Linked DNA regions of Mus musculus: region 1 is linked to region 2. Evidence: chromatin loops called from intact Hi-C (ENCODE). Cell type or tissue: left cerebral cortex. All regions are shown on one strand. Links, peaks and the distances in the headings refer to the core of each region. The heading gives the core; the rest is flanking DNA.

What was found. Hi-C counts contacts between places; a loop is a spot of excess contacts. Peaks named below come from ENCODE experiments on the same cell type or tissue, not always from the same donor. Only the 100,000 strongest peaks of a DNase experiment are listed, where the experiment ranks them.
Region 1: a loop joins it to region 2, with 9 times the contacts of the local background. A loop is called at or near these places in 3 of 42 quality-filtered maps.

What each region holds. Positions count from the first base shown.
Region 1 is chr19:24,991,250-25,003,938 of GRCm38, reverse strand. It overlaps Dock8 (dedicator of cytokinesis 8), which reads right to left and starts at 4,410. Exons shown (of 48, transcript NM_028785.3): 1 at 4,236-4,410. The coding sequence starts at 4,288. In left cerebral cortex, for the core only: a CTCF peak has its summit at 4,236; DNase peaks (open chromatin) are centred at 4,457 and 6,595; H3K4me3 peaks cover 1,426 bases; H3K27ac peaks cover 454 bases.
Region 2 is chr19:25,072,738-25,080,737 of GRCm38, reverse strand. Dock8 (dedicator of cytokinesis 8) reads right to left here. Exons shown (of 48, transcript NM_028785.3): 5 at 2,535-2,658; 6 at 764-979. Among named protein-coding and RNA genes, the nearest start is that of Gm34235, 20 kb to the left of the region's middle. In left cerebral cortex, for the core only: no CTCF peak of the experiment used is centred there; a DNase peak (open chromatin) is centred at 5,755.

The DNA.
Region 1 (12,689 bases), core at 1-8,000, 77 kb after region 2:
GTGACCTCTTGGCTTTCTGCTCTGACAGCTTGTTGCGTTGCCTCCCCCTCCCCCTTTATCAACTCTCCCTCTGGAACCATAAGCCAAACTAAATTCTTTCTCCTGTATGTAAGTTGCTTTGGGTCATGAGATCTTGTCACGGCCACAGAAAAGTTAACTAATACAGTAAGGAATATAAAAGTGTAAGTCTTACAATCTACTTCTTTCAATCCTAGGTGTCCAGGGCTTACAACAGTTTATGATTTTCCTTTATTTATCTAGAGTTCTTGTTTTACTTTCATGTTTGATCAAGTTCTATACTTATTCTGGGTTTGACAGAAGCAAGTGGGCTGAGATATGGCTCAGTGGTAAAACATTTGCCTAGCGTGCAGATGGCCCTAGCTTTAATAACCAACACTGCATAAGAGGAAAAAGAATATGAAGGTCTTGTCTGATGAATCTTCACAGCATTAGTAATAATTTCCTGCATCTACAAAAGCAGCATATTCCAGTCATCAAAGAGGTCGTTCATTAACAGGGGAATGTTCCTTAAAGAACTAGGATACATCTGATAACAGCAGTTCCTAAAAATCCCAAACACAACCATTGTTGTGACTACCTAGTTCAGATCTAGTCTTTCTTGCTCGTGACAATCAGGGAAAAACTAAAGTCAAGAGCAATGCATCTTAGCCTACCAGACATTCCAAGTCAGAACAATTCGGCGCTAGAGTCTTGTCTTCTATCTCCCTGAGTTACTGGTTCTAGAGAAATGTTTCAAAATACCCAACTAGAGTTACAGTCACACTAGCTGCTCCTAGCATGTCCTCCCTGATGATACCCAGCATGGGAATATAAGGTTCTGAGAGCACCAGAGAGTCAGATCAACCATGGCGAGACAGCTGCTGCCAGCATTGACGACTTCCTCTGGCTTTGGCGCTGGCCCTGCACTGGGCAATGCTGCTTGCAAGAAGCCACAGAAATTTGCATGCAGTGGGGAACATTTTTCACAGACTGTATGTAAGACACTGCTCATTCCTCTGTAGGGCCCAGAGCTGAGCTCTTTGCAACTGTTCATTTTTAATATGTCACATTACAATATTTCATTAATAGAAAGAACAAGTGTCTTAAGGAATATCATTGTTAAATAGAAAGGTGAAAATGTGAAAGTGTACTAAGAGTCCTGATGGCCACCTTTCCACACGGTGTTACTTTTGGAATCGGATTTATTTTAAAAACCAATAGACACTCATGTAGGTAAAAAAAGGTTTTTTTTCCATGTTTGACTCTGCTGAACAGCACCTTGCTGACCTAGCAGGTACTGCTCAGAAGCAGAGCTGTCAATGCTGTTTACAGAAATGATTTTTTTAAAGTTAACTCTTTGCTTTTAAAGGAAATTCTTAAAACACGTAGATCAAAATAGTACAGGCCTAATGCAGAGGGCCAATGTAAGGGCCATCTGTAGTCCTGGCTGCTATCGCGGACTGTGATCTTTACAAATTACACAGCCTTGTGCAAGTACACCCCACGCTTCACTTTCCCCTTCTTTCAAGTTTCATTTCTCTCGCCAGGGTAAAAACATCTCCAGCTTAGCGGAGGAAAGGGTTTATTTGGTTTACAATTTCATATCACAGTGCATCATTTTGGGGAAGTCAAAACAGGGATTCAAGCAGCTAATCGTATCCACAGCCAAGCGCTAAAGAAGCCCCACACACCCTGGCTTGCTCAAGTCCACTTTCCTCACTCTTCTGCAGCTTAGGATCAAGCTTGTGAAATGGCACTGCCCACAGGGGCTATGTCTTCCCTCCATCAAACAACAATGAAGAGAATCTAACAGAGACATGTCCACAGGCAAACCCGATGCCGACAACCCATCATTTCTGACTCTCTTCCCAGGTGACTCTGGATTGTGTCAAGTGGACAATGAAAGCTGACCACATCTGTCCAGGACGACTGAGCACAACATCTGCAACAACATCTGCAAGTCAGTATTCAGCCTGCAAGTGGCGGGTTTGAATGTTATAGCCACACCAAATACATTCTCAGAAATCCACTCTTCTGAAAGTTATACCAGCCAAGACCTCAGTGTAACTCTTGCTCCCAATACACAAAGTGGCTTACAGGGGGGAGAACAAAACTCTTTTTAAAAAGAAAAATACAATGTAGACTCTTTCCAGAAGATTAGAAAGCATACTTTTCTTTCCTAAATGGGTACTTCTTGGAACATTTGGCTCCAGTTTAGGGTTCTCAGCACTGTGTTGCACATGTGAGAGATATAACCCCAAGAAAGCTGCAGGTGGCCACTGGCATCCCCATACCCTGCCCCAAATGGCCTCTGCCTGGAAAAATAGTCCAACTTCAGCTGCCCTTGGTACTTTGTCTTCGTAGGTTCTGAAGTATCATCTCAGATTTGATGATATTAGAGATGGCATTGACCACGACGAAGCTAGCGGTACTGATGTGTCAGCTAGCAGCTATTTAACATTCATTCTGAGCCAGGCATCATAAGCACGCTGTCTCTACTCTACTCAGTCCTCCTAACAGTCAGAAGAGGGAAAAACTAGGGTTCGGATACTAGTTATTCCCACTGACACAAAAGCCGGTACACAGTTGCAACCCTGGCAATCAGAAAGTTGAAGCAGGTCAAGTGCTCGGAGTTCAAGGCCAGTTTGTGAAACAAAGTGAGAGACCTTGGAGAGACAGAAAGAAGGGGAGGAGGGAGGAGACCAAACATGAGAAAAATATAAAATGTGTATGCCCAATGGGATATACTTAGTTTGCAGCAAAACTTTGTAAGGAAATTTGAATGTAGCCTGGCTCTTGGTTTTCCTAACACTGTTTTGCTTGGGTGGTTGCTTCTGTTTTGTTTCCTTGTTGCAAGGTCTCTGTATGCAGCCTAGACTGGCATCCAGCTTGTGATTGTCTTGTCTCAGCCTCCTGAGGGCTGGGATGATGGGTAAGTCCACCACTTCTGGCTAAGGACTTTAATCCTCCACCCTTGGGTTATACCAACCCCGAAGCTCCTTGCAAGAGCGTCTCCAGGCTTGCATTAGGTCCCAGACAGTCACTTCAGATCAGTCTCACCCCTCCTGAATCCCTAACAGCTTCCTGCCCTTGTTCCTTGTTTCCTGGCTTTTTTTCTTTCTCATGACAGGGACAAAGAGAGGAGAAGCGGGGAAGGCAATGATGACAGCCATCAAAACTTCCTATGCCCCTACGGCCCCACTGCAGCCAGGACAGCCTGATGAGGGGAAAGGCTCCGATAGGAAGACTGAATTATGATATAGTTACCCTTTAGCATTTGTATACAGTCCACATTAATAATTAAACTAATTGGACAGATGAAATAGTGAAGGAAGTGAAAGGTCTTGCTCACAACTGCACAGGGAAACTCCACTGGCCCTCTGTGGTCCTTACCGCTCACTATTCAAGGATGGTGATTCCTAGTGACTCCAGCTTCACTCACTAGCAGCCCAAAGATGAATTACTGTGGGCCAGCGTCCCACATGCAAAAACAAACAAACAAGAACAAGAAAAAAACACCAACCCTGGAAGTCCTCCAGAGCGCTGCCCTTCCACATTATCTTTTAGCCAGGCAGTCTAGATTTCCCAGGTCAAGGCAAAAATGCCCCCTTGAATACTTGTCAGCAGTTTTCAGTGGAGGAAACGCCGCCGCTTGAGTCTACCGAGAACTTTATGAGTAGTCAACTCACAGAGATGTGGCGTGTGCAGCTCTGTTTATAAATTGGAAATCCCTGTGTTCTTCACTTTTCTAGAGTGCTAGAAATCTTTAAACGTCAGCTACAGCTCATTCCCTTTCGCTTATTTAAAGGAGGAATTTTTTTAAAATCATTTTTTCCACTTCATGGTTGGCTCCTTTTGGACCAAGGTATAAAAATAGCGCTGCCATCCAAAGCCAAGATGTTTTTTGGAAAGAGGGGGTTGAAAGAGCCCTAACCCTGGACCACGGACCGATCTGCTTCAAAGCAGGGCTGATTTTCAGCCACTTAGCTTCTTTCCGCTGTCTCCCGACTGGAAGGAAGGCGCAATTTGTTAAGCCAAGTTCGGGCGCGCGACCCCGCGCTCCGGGTCGGGCCACCTGTCTCAGAACAGCGAGGGCGGCGGGAGCCACGCCGGGTTGGGGAGGTGGCGCAAGACGCTGGTCCGGACAGCAGCGCGGGTGACAAGAGGACGAGAATGAGTCGCCACGGGGACCGGCGCGCCCCGCCGCGGACTGGCCAGGAACCGCGCCGTCTTACCTGTTGATCTTGAGCGCGAAGGCGCGGCGCTCGGCGCTCGGCAGCGTGGCCATGGCGCGCGCGCGCGGTTCCACGGCTTCGGGGCTCGCGGGGCTGCGGGGGGACGGGACCCGAACGCACAGCCGCTGCAGAGCCCGGCGCGCCCGGCGCCAGCCTCATCTGTCAGCCGCGCCGCGGAAACTTCCGCATTTCCACCTTGGCCGCGCAGCTCCCGGGGGGAGGGCTCTGCTCCCTCCGCCGCCCGCGGCGCCGCCCGGCCTGGCACGCACCGAGCGCTTGGCGAGGGCGTGGACGCCGCGCCGAGCCGCGCTCCGGATACTCAGAGTCGCCGGCCGCAGGCGCGCGTTTCCCCCGCCGCTGACCCGGGACCGACGGGCACGGTGGCTGCGGAGCGCGGACCGCGAGAGCTGGCCGGAAACGCCGGCGGCCGGAGCCGGAGGGCGACTGGGGCAGTGAGCGCTGGATCCAGAAGCAGCCAGCGGGGTCTGGAGGGGCCACCCGGTGGATTGACGCCATTCCTGGGAACATTTCTTTTTAAGGCAGCCTCTTAGGACATCAGTCGACTTTTTCCCAGCCGAAGGCGCACTGTCATTCATGGGACACTTTATTATAATGGCTGCATCCCACGAGTAAATATTAGGAGCTATATGACTTTTCATTTTAGAACCTGAGGGAATACACAGCATTGAGATTGACCGGTATCTCAACAGAGTTCTGTTTTACATGGAGAAACCTGACCAGACCACAAAGGAGAAATCTGGAGAAATAAAAATAAAAATAATCCCCAAAGGATGAGCGTGGAAAAGACTGTGCCTATTTCAAGTAATATATTTGGTCCAAGTTGTGTTGTATGAACTCCGTGTGTTTCCACTTGTCAACTTGCCTTCGGAAACACGAAAGGGCTATATTTTTGGCTCAAAGCTGCAGAGTCTAGATATGGAAGCCACAAGCCACATGTGGCCGTTGGCCACTTGAATTTTTGGTTAGTCTAAAGTGAGATGGGTTGGAAAATAAATACACACTGGGTTTCCAAGACAGTACAGAAAAAAAATAAGGCAAAATGTCTTAATTTTTGTATTGATTGCATGTTAAAAACAATCCTTTGGAAGCTGTTAAGTTAAGAAACATATTATTAAAGATAATTTCACCTGTTTGTTTTTCCCTGTATTAAAATGTGGCTCCCATTAAGAAGATGTAAAAATTACTTCCTTAGCTCACATTTGCTGGCACATTGAGTTCTTACTGAACAACACTGGTCCACTACAACTTAATTTGTAACCTAATACTAAAATACTGGCCGACCATATGCTATTTATTCTTGGCAGCCTTCTTCCTCTGCTTCTGGGTAGGTAGTTGAGCAAACCTTCAGAGCTGGTTAGGTAACTCTCCCCCTCCCTCATACCAATGCCTTTAAACATAAAAGACAATGTGTACAACATAACAATACAGAGACTCTAAGTACAGACCGACAGAAAACACGACTTTAATAAACGAGGCCAACTATTCCTTGTAATCCAAACCTGTAATCTCCACTACTCAGAAAGCTGAGGCAAGAAAGAGGATCACAAATTCAAGGTCTGCCTGTGCTACAAAGCAACTGCAAGGCCTAACATTCTCAAGGGCCTGGATTCATTCCCAGGGTCAATTTTCTAGAAGGCTTAAAAATATATATCTGTTGTTTCTAACTTCCAAAGGTCTCCTAAAGATATTTACTACAATGGGATTTATGGGGAAATACTTGGATAGAAAAATATTAAAAGAATAATTGTGTGTGTGTGTGTATCTTCATTCTGTGAACAATAAGTAACCCATTGAAACATTTTTACCAGAGCCTTTAGTCCACGTACAGGTGGGCTTGTCTTGGGTTTCTAAATGTTCATGGCATGCACTTTCATACAAATCAAAAATATACTTGGTTCCACATAAACCCAAGTAAAATGTAATGAGGTTATCTTAAATGGCTCAGATATTTCCATTAGGGAAACTTTTTTGAGCCGGTCAGGAGTATATCATGGCACCTCACACCTTGCCTCACATTATACTATATTCAATGTATAATATCTGACTGTGGAGCTGAGCTTAATCTAATTACCGTTATCCATGTTGTCATTTTATGCTTAGAAATACCTTCACATTCCCTTAACAGTCACTGAGATCATCAAGAATGTTATCTATGGAGCTAGCCATAGCTTTATCTGCTCTCTAACGAATTCACGGTTCACCAGCAAACCTCAGGAGTGGCCATCCTAACGTCTCCTCTCTGCATGTTCACTGTCTCTGCAGTTCCCTATACTCGAGCTTCTCTCTTTATTCCTCCAGGCAGAGCTAACTGCAAGGCTTCCCTTCCTCATTTGCTGGCCTCTCTGGCCCTTCCTCCTTCTCTTTAGCCTTGTGTCATTCAACTTTGTTTCCCTTTTCACAAAACCTTGCTCTTGACTTCTGCAACCAGCCATCCCTGCATCAATTATCTTAACTTCTCATTTAGGTTTCCCCAAACTTTATTTTTCTGTAAATTGCGTCTCTCTTGTATTATTTAACACACAACTAAATGACACCCGAACTGGGCACTGTTTCGAGCCCCTTTACAATTAACCAGTTACCTAATTCATAATAACCACTAAGTAATGCCATTGTCTCTACCCTACAACAGAGGAAACCGAGGAGCTGATGGATTACAATGACTTGGCCCAGATCACAGAGCAGTGAGTGCAGGGCCATTTCCTATCCCAAAGCTCTGCCTGTCACCTAGACACTTCCGTTTAAACATCTTCTAGCTCCATAGAGCTAATGGCTCTCCCTCTTACGATCACTCACAGCTGTTGTTGGCAATGCCTCCCTATTCCTCGGATTTAAACTTTGGACTTACTGAGTAAGTTAAAAGCCTCAAGTCCCGGCTATGGCTTCTGCTTTGAGTTGACTATGATCCCAATGACCACCACCTTTGAATCAGAATCCTTCACCTTGGATGACCTTCACCTACATGCTGCTGTCTGGACTAAAGAAAGTGTCAGCTGTAGCTTCCCCCTCACCTTTACCTTTCAGCTCTAACCACCTTCCGGGGGCGGTCACACATTCTGTATAAAGTATCACTTCTTCATAAACATACCAGTGTTCGTACGGATTCCATCCTGGCTCATGGGTTCATGTCAGGATAACAAAAACCACTCCCTGCTCCACGCCTTGCTTATTCTGGTCTAATTGGTCTCTGCCACTGGCCTACATCCCTGCCAACTACCCTTCGTAGTTTCTCGGCAGCCTCCATGATCAAGTGAATCCTCCCCTCAGTGACTGACAGGCCTGCCTCAGTCAAAGCAGGGCAGAGCCACAACTCATCACCGAGAAGACAGTGGTCTTTCTTCTGGGGCCTTCCTATCTGTTATTCCTCCTGCTCTCTTCAGCCTACATTACCACCAGTTCTCTCCATCCTTCAGGGATTGAGGCAAGTTTTTATGTCCCACGCAAGGGAGAACTTCTCTCAGTTTGTCAGCGCTCTTTCTTGGTTTGGAAGCGTATCTCACTGTCAGTAAACACATCCTAATAGAATTCAGGCTGCACCAGGGTCGGTCTACATTGAGAACCGAGGCCGTTGGCACATCTCCTCCCTTCTTGCAAAAACTATCTCTACAGCTTCCCAAGATTCTCTCAGATTGTATTCAAATGTCATCTTCCGGGATACTGCCTGACTCCTTTTCCATAGCCCTTATCCTGATATACTAGATTTGTATGTTGAAAGGTTAAATAAGTTTTAATAAAGTATAATGAGAGGACAGTATACTCTTCATGGCACAAGGCAAGCAGACAATGAGAGAACACCATGTTGACTATTTTTTGCTTACTTTAAATGTATTACTCTTTATGCTGATAGTACATAAGATCCACAGAACTTTTTTCTTCTTCTTCTTCTTCTTTTTTTTTTTTTTTTTTTTTGGTTTGGTTCATGTTTATTGTTCCAGTGCCCAGAACAGAGCCTCACACATAGCTGGTACTCAAATAAGTGGAGGCACACACTCACTAACTATTAAAATAAACCCGAGTAGAAGTGGCCAAGTTCCCCCCATGTCTTTCAGAAGGAAGCGAGATCAGTATGTGTTATTCTCTTGAGTGTTTTAATTTGCCTTTAGATGAATGTTTTCCAGCTCTGTTCTGTATTTATTTCAAACCAGCACATAATATATTTTAGTATCTTCACTATAAGATTTGGATTGTAGCTTTCTTTCTCTGCCTTTCTCTCTGCCTCTACTACCTTCTTAACTCCTCCCCCCATGCCCTGAATAAACTCTATTCTATTAAAAAAAAAAATGGATTGTATCCAAATGTATCTGCATTCAGTGGGAATAGTCACATTTCTCTATTCTGTAACTAAAGGGACTTTGGATGGATTCATTAAGAAACTCCTTCCTTATCCACACACTTTCCAACTATTCTCCAAACCCTCTCCAAGTGGTCGCCATAGATCAAGTCCTGTGCTGGTGACAGCAGGATCAACACAATTAACAATGCGGTTCTCTGACTTCCTAGGACTCACGGTCTAGGAATGAGACACACAGAGAAGGAAAAGGAGGCCCGGGCTCTGTGGAATACCACAGGAACCTTTGCTGTACGCAACTCTGGGAGAGTGAGGAAGCTCAGGCAGGAAATGACTTATTCTTGAGGGGAGGGGGAGAGCAGCAGAGAGATTGACACCAAACACGATGGCGTTGTTGCCATAGTGATGTTGGAAGTGAGTCTTAATGGATAAGTTAGGCAGGCAGAGAAGAGTCACTGAGGCTATCGCAGACAGAAGGAGCATTGTACAACACAGGCAGAAAGGTAGACGATACCAAATCCACTCAGAGAAAAAAAAGTAGAAAAAATATGAAGCCTTGGTAGACAGGGCCTGCGTGCAAATAAAACTTGCTTTTTGTCTGTGCAGGTTATTCCTCTGGGAGAAATCTCTTTCTACCTGGCATTCCACAGTGAGAAATATCTAATATCCTTGAGAATGTGGGGCAGCAAGAGGCGGGGAATGTCTCTCCTACTTCTGGCAACTTTTCTTAACTTGTATAAACGCTGATGTTAGTGAAGGGTTGTGTATTGTTTGAGAAATACTTCAGACAATACTCACGTATTAGCTGCTATCCTCACCACTGTGACCAATAGCTGACAAGAAGCAGATTTATGGAGGAAGGTTTATTTTGGCCCACCGTCGGAGGGGACAACCCATCCTGGTAAAGAGGGTGTGGATGCAGGATCCGGCTCCTGGGTATGGCAGTCAGAGTGTGAGAGTCCTCGCTCACACCTGGGCAGATCAGGAACCAGAGAATGCTGGTGCTCCTTTGTCCTCTTTTCATCCAGTCTAGGCTAGGGAGAGCACTGTCCACAGTTAGGGCATGTCTTCTCCATCTGTTAACTATCCCTTGATGTACCCAGAGGTGTGCTTCACTGATACTATAGACATTTTGATACTATAGACATTGTTTTCTTGAAAAACAAACAAACAAAAAACAACTTTTTATTGATTGTTTGTGAATTTCACATCAGGCACCTTAAATCCCACCTATCTCCCTGCCCCCTCATATCTGCCCTCTGCCCTTGAAACTCCAGCAAAAGAAAACAAATAAACAAATAAAAATAATAAAAAATAAAAACAACAAATAAGAGGGGAAACACCCCCCCCCCGTGGAAGCTGCGGTGTATCATGGTATGTCACAGTGTATCACACAGTGCACCCTTCTGTTCAAACAGCTTGACTTGTAAATGTTTATTACAATGAGCCAATGGTCTGGTTTGAGGCCTCTGCCTTCTGCTAAACGATCAATACTAGTTTCTCACTGGGGCTCCTCTCAGATGTCCTGTTGTTGCCCAGTGTCACGGAGGTCCTTCAGCTTGGTATTGCAGGACTGGCCTCTTCACACGCTCCAGCAGTTCATAGATGAGGTAGATGCTGGGGTGGACCAACTCAAAGTCCTGGATCTGTGCCTGGGAGGTGGCTGTGTTGTTCACCCTGCCAGCTCCCCATGCACCTGCATCACCAGGGCCAGCTCTCCCTCTTTGCCTAGGCGAGGGGTGGGGCCAGGTCTCCTGCTGGTAGCCGCAGGAAAGGCACAGGGTTGGCTCTCTCACCCTCAGGCTCAAGCCTTCAGGGTCAGTTCTCCTACACCCATACCACCAGGGCAGTTCTACCGCTATAGATATTTCTTAATCTAATCAAGTTTATATCCACAATTAACTACCATAGCTCCCCAAATCATATAGTGCTGGTCCCCCAGTCTAGGTACTTTTGCTTCTTCCTGGAGTATCATATGGCTCTATAATAATGGTTCTCAACCTTCCTAATGCTGTGACACTTTAATCCAGTCCCTCATGTTGTGGTGACCCCCAACCGTAAAATTATTTCATTGCTACTGCATAACTGCGACTTTGCTACTGTTATAAATCATAATGCTAATGTTTGATCTGCAGGATATCTGATATGTGATCCTTGTAACAACCCACAGGCTAAGAGCCACTGCTCTAGGAGCTGTATCTGACTCTGTTGCTTGTCTTTGGATACCTTGCCCCTAGCCAAGGCTGCCTTGTAGGAGTAGATGCTCCTAGTCCTACTGCAACTTGGTATGCCAAAGTGGGCTGATGTTCATGGGAGGCCTCCCCTTCGCTGAAGAGAAAGGGACGGGTGGGAGGATGGTGGGGAGGGGAGGGGAGAGGGAGGGACTGGGAGGAGATGGGGGAAGCTACTATTGGGATGTAAAGTAAACAAATTAGTAATAGTACTAAAAATAAGGAGGAGGAGGAGAAGGGGAAGAGGAAGAGGAGGAGGAGGAGGAGGAGGAAGAGCTGCCCTATAAGGTTACTGTTCACTTCTGACTCACAGCATCCCTGTCTCTCCAAAGAAAGAATCTATCTCCTATTTTGTTGTTAGTTCTTATGTTTGAACAGTTTCTCTGGCATCCTCTAAATCCTTCCCACTCCTCCAGTTCATTCCGTTCCTGCAGAGCAAGAGAGAGAGAGAGAGAGAGAGAGAGAGAGAGAGAGAGAGAGAGAATACTGTTGTATGTTTGGGTGCTTAGGGGATAGACTTCCATTCCAGGCTTCAGCTCACATTCTCCTTTGGAAAAATAATTTCCTTCTACAGATACTTCTGTTCCCAGCAAGTCTACATGGAGAAATGATTATGGCCCCATGAGTTTGTATTGGTCTGACTTCTTACAGACCTCACAATGCTAAAAGAGAAACTCCTGCTTGCCTCTTCACACCTTCAGCACATAGCAAAGTTATCTCGTATTTGAATATTTCCATTCTGTCTTCTCTTGACCTATACAGTAAGTAGGCCTACCCTGCCTCTCATAGTTTAAGCCAAAGGATCTGTGAGCACCAGGAAGTATCAAAAACCACAGCTCTCAATGCAGTCACATGGAAGAGCGCCTTTCTTATTCCAGTGAGAAGGACATAGGGAAGGGAGTGACTCTGCAGTGGTGGTGGCCATCGATGGCCATCTACCTCCACAAAGAACTGCCCAAGGTGGGCGGGAAGCAGAGCTACCAAGTGAAGAGGAGGTGGAGACCAACTCCCAACCAAATCCTCTGGCCATTCGTGCATGTTCAGTCACATGAGCAAATAAGATGGTTAGTATCAGTTGACTAGACCTTGTGTACCAGGCAAGAATACATTATTTCAATTAATTCCAGAATTTCAACACATCAAATAGGCGTGGTCATTATCTCCATTTTAAATAGGAGGAAACCGAGGCATAGACTAAGCAACTACATAGTTAGTCATTGGCTGTAGGTAACAGTATTCAAATGTGGGAAGTTTGTCTCTAAAGGCTGTCCTGGTGACAATCACCTTATACTGCCTTCTGAAAGGCACACTTTTACTTAAATTGGTGAGATACAATGAGATAACTAATGAAAGGGAGCACAAGAAAGAACATAAAATAATCATTTTCTCACAAGCACGTTACCTTACTCTTTCTCATTGCATATTTAATATGTTTCTGTTGGCTATATTTGTAATGATTTAAGAAAATGCACTTTTGATTTTGGGGGGGAGGCAGGGTAATGCTGTGTTTCATCTGCATTCTGACATTAAGCCACCTGGACTCACACCCCTGCTTCTTCATTTCTAGCTGGGTCTTCAGTCTGCTTTGCGCTGCTATGACAAAACAGCCGAGCTGTAGGAACTTCAAAAGAGGGAAAAGGCATTTTTGACTCAGCGTTTCAGTGCGCAGTGGCTGACTCCATTGCTTTGGGGCCTGTCGCAGAGCAGAGCATCATGGTGCGGGGTATATGTAGAGCCAAGCTGCCCAATCTAACCAGGAAGGTTAGAGGTGGGGAGGGGTGCTGGGACGGAGGGAGGGGAAAAGATCTTGTCTATGCTCGCCTCAAGGGTATGTTTCCCATGACTTTGTTTCCTTTTACCTTAAAGGTTCCACCAGCTGGGAACCAAGCCTTTCACAAGGGAGTTTTAGGGAGACAG
Region 2 (8,000 bases), core at 1-8,000:
ACTCTTGTCCACTGAGCCATCATCTCTCTAGCCTCCAGCTCTTGGTTCTTGCAACTGAACTTTATATAAAACGTGAGCAGCAGAGACAGGACAGCTGCTGTCTTGGTGAGACCCGGGAGTGTAGGGATCCTGACAGACAAAGGGAAAGGCTGAAAAGAGCACACAGCACACAAGGAGTCAAAGCACAGAAGGCTTGAAAGATGACAGCCTCTCAGGCCATCCAAAGTGCTCCAGCAAGCAACCGCAAGCAACATCTAAACTGCTCTGGGCCAACTTCAGTAAATGAAGAGGTGGGAAAACTGGATTCGAAAGCTTCACACACTAGGAGCATGGCTGTGATTATCTCTGCCCAGAGCGTATTCAAAGCAAGTGTCTCTACTTGCTCATTAGGGCCACGGGGGAAACATCTTAACAAAGCACTTAATAACACCAAGCTTTAAGTAACAGTGTGTTCCTGTTGGATTAGTTGTGAAACACACCCCTAAGTAACTGGACGGTTGGCTCTGAATGATATACTGTATGCAGACCCTTGAAATGTTCAGGAAATTAAAATACTATGAAAATTCTAGCTAGTTATTGCTATAGAAATCCCATTGGTATGATGATAAATAAGGGGCTCTCCAATAATACAAGTGTGCTTAAGTGAAAAGAGCCACGAAGTAAGCATCCAGATATTCACGCTGTTCTACAGTGTCAGAGAGCAGAACAATACTTGGATTCCCTGTTGTCACCAATATCCTCCCCTATGGAAACTCTCACTCACCTCATCCACGGGCGGATAGAGGGCAAAGAGCTCAGCCGGCCGATTGGTCTTGCGGGCCTCCTCCTTCTCCTTCTCAAAGTCCTCAGCGCTCACAAGCTGGAGCAGGTTTTCCAGCCGCTCATCAGGCTGCAGGCTGCGGAGGTCGAAGTCACAAGAAGTGAGGGGGCCCTTCCCAGACACGTCACACAGCACGTTTAAGGGATGACGGGGTCCTGTCTGTTAGAGAAAACAATCGGTCTATATGAGGGTCAAGATTCTCATTTGTCAATGAGAACTAGACTCAGGGATGTCTCAAGGCTGTTCCAGCAGGGATCTACAGCAGCTCCAGTCTCAAGGAATTTTTGTTTGTTTGTTTGTTTACTTGTTTTAACAAACTGAAGGCTTGACAAAACTGTGTTTGGCTTTCTGGTGGGACTATCCTGAAGTGCGATGTACTTTCTCTCCTGGAAGCAGGTCATTCCTCACCGGTTAGGTAAGCCAGTCCTGAGCAGTGACTTGAAAACATCACTGTGTTCCTATCAGTCATTGGCTGAAGCCAAGTTTCTTAGGAACCGTGTTCATGTCTCAGGCTGGAGCAAACAGCTAGGACAAGGCACAGCACATAAGAGCCTGGACTTCGAATGGACGGAGGGACATTTTTCTAATCAGCTTCAGAGCTTGAGTTTCGAGACTAGAAAATAACTCTAAGGCGCCTTCAAAAAAATGTATATACACTCTAAGGCTGAGTGCTAGGTTTACAAATACAGACATACGGGATTGGGATACACCTATCACAGGGTTTTACTAATGGCTATGGGAGCAAGCATCAAAGAAAAACCACACCAGCTCGGCAACAGCTTCTAGGTGCAACGGAAACTCATCCACCTCTGTTTTCTCTGTTTTCTCACCTACAACACCGGCCTGAGGGATGAGCACACCAACTTAAAAAACAGTGCATCATTGCTAGCTCTTCTACATTTCTGTTCTAAAATACACGCAGCCTAAAATACATCATCTCAGCCATCTTTTGGTAGGGTTAAGTACTATCATTCTATAGAGCAACCATCCTTTCTTTCCATATGATTCTTTACATCTTGTAAAACTGAAACTCTGCACTAAACAGTAACTCCCCATTCCTCCCCAGTCGCCCGGCAACCACGCTTGATGCCCCATTCTTCCACAATGGACACTTGATTGCTTCCATCTTTTGGCTACTGGGAGTAATGTTTCTATGGACATGGGTATATGCAGCATGGACTTAATCGACTATCACCACCTTATGAAAATAGTGGGAACAGCAGTCATAGTAGCTAGGATTTATTGGACACTAGGCATTTATTATCTTTACACATTCTGACTCACTCACTCCATACTCATGTCATCTCATGAGATACTTAGTGTCATCCTTGGGAAAACACTTAGTGTTTTCCAGGGAAGAAAACTAAAACCCAGAGAGGTTAATGATGGAGCCGAGGGATCACTAAGAAAGGCCTGGCACTCTGAAGATGAAGGCTTTGACTCATCCTGGCTCTAACAGGGCGGGGCCCACTGTCGGTCTCTTCCCCAGCTACAGCCCCTTCACTTTTTCCATTTTAATCACTGTGCTTTGGGGTTTCTATTTGAATCCTGGTTTCTGCAGCTAGCTACAAACCAGTTTGGGGAAAACAGCCACTGACTCAATGGTAGAGTTCCTCCTTCTTGAAGACTTTTATTCTAGTTTTTAAGAACCTGACAGCACGCCTTGGGCAGAGCCATCTGTCACCTGGTAACCGTGTTTGTTGACAGGAAGTACCTGAGTGTCCGGTTCACTGCACTCCAAGGTTTCTGACTCAAACGTCTGTTTCTGAAGCGTCTTCTGAAAATCTCTGCGAGATCCCGTCTTTTTAAAGCTGCAAAACTCTGAACTTCCTTGGTTTCTTTCAGTGTTGGCATGATTTGATTTGGAGGGAGACGGGGAGCAGGAGAGAGGGAGAAAGAGGCAACGCATTAGATTAAAAATAAAGTAACGACACAAGGGGGGAAGCAGCGGCGGAGGCTCCACAGAGGATGGCTTGTGAGGCTTCCATCGAATGCCGCACCCAGCCCTCACACAAGGCTCTGTTGTAGCCACATAGGAACTGGCCTCCTGGCTGGCCCATTATGAAAGGCAGGGACGCCTGGGAAAATGCCATTGGTAGAGGTGTGGTCACTTCAGCTGTGAGGCACTTGGCTCCAAGCTGAAGTTGAACTGTGACTGCAGTGTAAGAGGCTGAAATAAACCTAGCAGTGTGCAGAAGCAGCAAACAGAGAATGTTTCAAGATAAAAATAGAGGAAGCCATTTCAACTCCACATCAATGTTCTTAATAATGAGTAAGAAAAGCCGGACACCGCGAAGGAAAAAATATACAAAAATAATGTATGCACCGACATTCGTTGCTAACACTCACAGACCCACTCTGGATGCTTCAGGAGAATGCTGTCTACAGGATGGGAATATAGGTCAGGGTCAGTGGTCAGGCTCTTGCCCAGCATGCACGAGGGCCTAGATTCACTGGTGTGTGTTCCCATTCTCCCTCCCTCCCTCTCTTCTCCCTCCCTCCCTCCCTCCCTCCCTCCCTCCCTCCCTCCCTCCCTCCCTTCCTTTTCTCCTTCCTGTCTATCTCTCTGTCTCTGTCTGTCTACCTGTCTCCTCCACCACTCTCTCTCCGGGAAGAGTCTAAAATAGAATGGCCAAGACATTTACTGGAGAAGTAAGACCATAATAGAAAAAGCAGGAGCTCTAATTTGTCATTTTAGAGCTATGGAAACCAACACATACATTGCCTATTTTTCTGACTGAAAGGCTTCTTGGAAAACGTATATTCACACCTAATTTGTGTGCTTTATTTTTTTTAAAGACTTTTATTTATTTTGCTTTATGTATATGAGTGCTCTATCTGCATGAACACCTGCATGCCAGAAGAGAGCATCAGATCACATTATAGATGGTCATGAGCCACCATGTGGTTGCTGGGAATTAAACTCAGGACCTCTGCAAGAGCAGATATTGCTTGTAATGGCTGAGCCATCTCTCCAGCCCATGCTTTCTGTTTTTACTGTAAAGACCACAGTGCAGGCTGGTAAAGGGGCATGCAGTGAGGTTAGAATTTATTAGGCAGGTCAAATAGCCTACAGGTAAAGACAGACCTGTAGGAAGCTAGCAAGGATTCAAACACCCTTTGTAAGGCTCTGAAAGGGATGGGCACTGCAGGAAGAGAGGTACACACAGCAGGTACTGAAGGTTCACTGTGTTAGGTATAGTAGTTCACTGTGTTAGGTATGGCAGTTCATTGTACTAGGTATAGTAGTTCACTGTGTTAGGTATAGTAGTTCACTGTGTTAGGTGTGGTAGTTCACTGTATTAGTTAAGGAGGGAGGAGATGCCCCAGTGCTTTAGCAGGGAGGCCAGGACTTCTCTTGATTTTATGGTGCTCAGAAGACAAAAAAAAAAAAAAAAAAAGTTTTTGAGAAAAAGTGACAAAAAGTCTTGAAGCTTTCTACAAGAGCAACCTGGCAACTATTCTAAGCCTGGGTTACTATGACTGGTTGCCTTCAGTGTCCCTTGGCCATTTGTGTGCCCAATCCAATCTAATAAGGCTGGGCAAAAAGCAAGCTGAATTAGGAACTAAAAAAGAAGAGAGTGACCATAAACAAATATGAATACTTAGGAGAAAATCAAGAAAAATGACCATAATAATTTCTGATTTGGCATTCCTAAATATCTGAAAACAAAAATGAAAGGTGTGTGTGTGTGTGTGTGTATGTGTGTGTGTATTTTTAGTTTCAGTTGTTCTGAGTTTGTAAATGAAGAGTCAATGATAACTAACCAACATTTATTTTATAAAATGTACTGTCTTTTAACAGAGCTCTTTGGGAAAAGACCTGTCCTTAAGTCTGCCAACTTCTTGAAAGTTATTCTCCACCAGCAAGTCTAGGGAGCCACATGGAGGGGATGGCAGTCCTTGGTGCATAAAGGAAGAAAACACCCTGGGTGGGTAGCAAGGTGGCTCAACAGGAAATGGTGCTTGCCACCAAGACTTACGGCTTGAGTCTGATCCCTGGAACCCAAATACAGGAAAGAGAGAATTCACTCCCGCAGGTTGTTTTGTAGCCTCTGCCACACCCTGTGACCAGTTCCCAAACAGCCACACTACTCACAAATAAATAACAGAAAAGATGAAAAGAGCTGCGGGTGATGTAGTCCTGTACCTTGTCTACTTGGCCACACTGTGAGTGGTCTAATATCCTGGCAAGAGGAAATAATTAAACTAAAGTAGTGGCAAATATAGGTTAAATAAGAAATGTTGTCTTGCAATTAGACCCAAATGAGAACACACTAGGCCTGTGGTTATTAGCTCTGTAATGCCCTATGTGGAGCAGAAAAAAAAAAAAAAAAGACTAGATACTCACAGCAGTCCCTCTGAATCCATTCTAACTCCCCACGATGGTGTCTGCAGTTACTTTTTAGGACCCATTCCCTCTAAAGAGAACTGAATTCAAAAACAGGTTCAGTATTATAAGCTCCTTCTCAAGGAGAGATTGGATTTATAGAGAAACAAACAAACCAACCAACAAACAAAACAAAACTGGAGAAGCAGCCAAAAGACCTACATGGTGTTGCTGTCTTAGCAACCAGAACTGCACTCTGTTAGCTTGCCTTTTTCCCCCATCTTATAAACTACATCGATCTCTAAGAGTGTCTACTTATAAGCAAACACACACACACACACACACACACACACACACACACACACACACACACTTTAGCCTTTGGGACTTGTACTTTGGAAAGCAGTAAGACCATTGTGTTCAGGTTGGAGTCAGACAAACGTTTCTCTCCTTCCTCATACCCTTCAGCATCCACTTCCCCATCTTAAAATCTCAGAAAGTCACAGTGCTCTTCTTGGAAGCAGGGGTAATGCTGGCTGGGGAGAGGCAGGAGCTGGCAAGCACTGAGGTGACTCATTCCAGAAGTGCCAGCATGGAAGGAGCCACCACTGGGTAGGTAGTGAGACCGCTGGCTCAGAGCCTCTGGCTACAGGCATCTCAGCCTAGTCGTCCCACCCTGGCAACCGACTCAAACAAAGCCAAGTTCCCATTGAGCCCGTGTGAAGACACAGGAAGATGGGGAAATAGGCAGACTGGGAGAGCAACTGTCCACACAGAATGAATACAGCCATCGCTTGCCAAACTCTGTCTTAAACACCTTTCTTACACACTCAGAAACGCCCCAAACCCAAAGATTTCTTGAAAGCCTTCTCTTTAGAGGCCAGAGTGTGTAGCAGGTAGAATCTGGCTGAGTGAGAAGGGCCTGATCTCAGATGCTGATCTGGGCAGGTGGCCTCACGTCGCTGAGCTAGTTTCCTTGGATATAGAAAAGGGGACAACTGAAGTTCATTTAAGAGTTTATTGTGAGGATCAGAGAATAATTGTGTCCTTCTCTTCTCTCCCGTCCCTTCACTCCCCGTCTCCCTTTCCTTCCCACTTCTCAAACACTCTCTCTCCTTTCTTTCCTACTCTCCCTATAAAACTAGGTGTTAAAACCTTAAGATACATTGGAAGAAGGCAGCCATCTGTCTTGGAGGTGGAGAGTAGCCTGGGAAATCCAGAACTGGAACTCGAACTCAGGATAGGGTACAGAAAGCATTTATTATGAAAGTGCTACCCTCACAGAGGGGTGAATTGGAGTCTAAATAGTGCAAGGAAGATATCTGAGCATGGACAGCCAGGAGCACGCCCATCACTGAGCCCGAGTCTAATAAAGAAGCATTTATAAGAAGGGACATCTGACAGGAGGTATCAGGCTTGGGCATCCTGGTACTGTGTCAGTGCAAGAAGAGGCTCATCTGGGTAGGGGTGACAAGGCCAGTGTCAGAACCAGAATAGGAGGAGGAGGAGGATGACTGGGGTGGAAGAGAATCTGGGTAATGGGTACACAGAGGAGGATTAGACAACTTAGTAGGAACATGAAGGACACGGGAGCCATATTTTGCCAAGCAAAGGAATTAAAATATCAAAGGGAGAATGCTAAAACCAACACTGTGAAGTCAGATGTCCATGCCAGCAAGAACTCATGGTTTCCACTCTCTTCACTGAAAGGGCGTGAGGAGGAAAACCTTAGTAAAAATGAGCACACTTAATACATACAGCTTGGCTGCTGAGTACCACAGCCCACCAAACCATGGCAGCCTCTGAGAGCCACGGCTAACTCCAGGAGGAAGATGGGGAAATCTAAGAGTTTCTGGAAATTTTTGTGTCAGGGAGGAAGAATGCCATCAATGACTGCTAGGGCCATGTAAACAAGACATAGGGGTCAGTCAAAGAGCATGGCTCCAGTCAGACTGAAGATAGTTTGATCATTGAAATATGCATCAGACATGAGTGAAATCATTCAATAAAGTGGAAAATTATAGATCCATATTGAAAGAAAGAAACTGAAGGTTTGATAAGGAAAGGGATATATCGTGACAATTAAACCCAAAGGGAGCACCATTCTATAAAATAGCTGGCCCATAATTTCATAAGGCAGAGAAATATAACTATATACTGAGAGTGTCTTCTCATGTGAGCAAGGCTAAGGGCATGGGGTACTTAAACACACTGTGCAACTCAGAACTGGATCCTTGAAGGAACATTCTTTGGCCATTTGATGAAAAATGAAGTCTGAAGATTAGTGGTATTGAAAAATTAATATTTATTTGCAGAATGTGGGGGTTATATGGCAACTATACAATGGCAAATGTACTTGTTTGTAACAATTACACACCAATGTAGGCAGGGTGATGGGGATATCAGGTAGGGAACCTAGTCTCACATGATTAGTGGTGAGGAGGAAGGGGTCTTTGTTCTATATGTACAATTTTTCTACAAATTTGAGGTTGTCTCCAAATACAAGGAAAGCAGTGTGTCAGACACGTGGCACTGTGGTTGAAACTACAGGGACCCCAATCAAGTCCCCTTTACCAACTCATACACGTTCTCCAGCTGCTGTGAGCTTAGCAATTGTCAACTCATCTTACCTTCCTGTCCCCCATGCCAACCTATAACTTTGGCTCCATGGTGGTTATAAAGATTGGCATTGGAAGACAATGGTCCCGTACTTCACAGTAGGATGGCACAATAACTTTACAGTCGCGTTCCTCTTCGCAACACTGATGCAGCCCAAGGCTAAATATGATCTGAGATCCACCCCCATCCTCAGCAGACTCCACCCCAGACTTTTTCTGAAGACCCAACTCT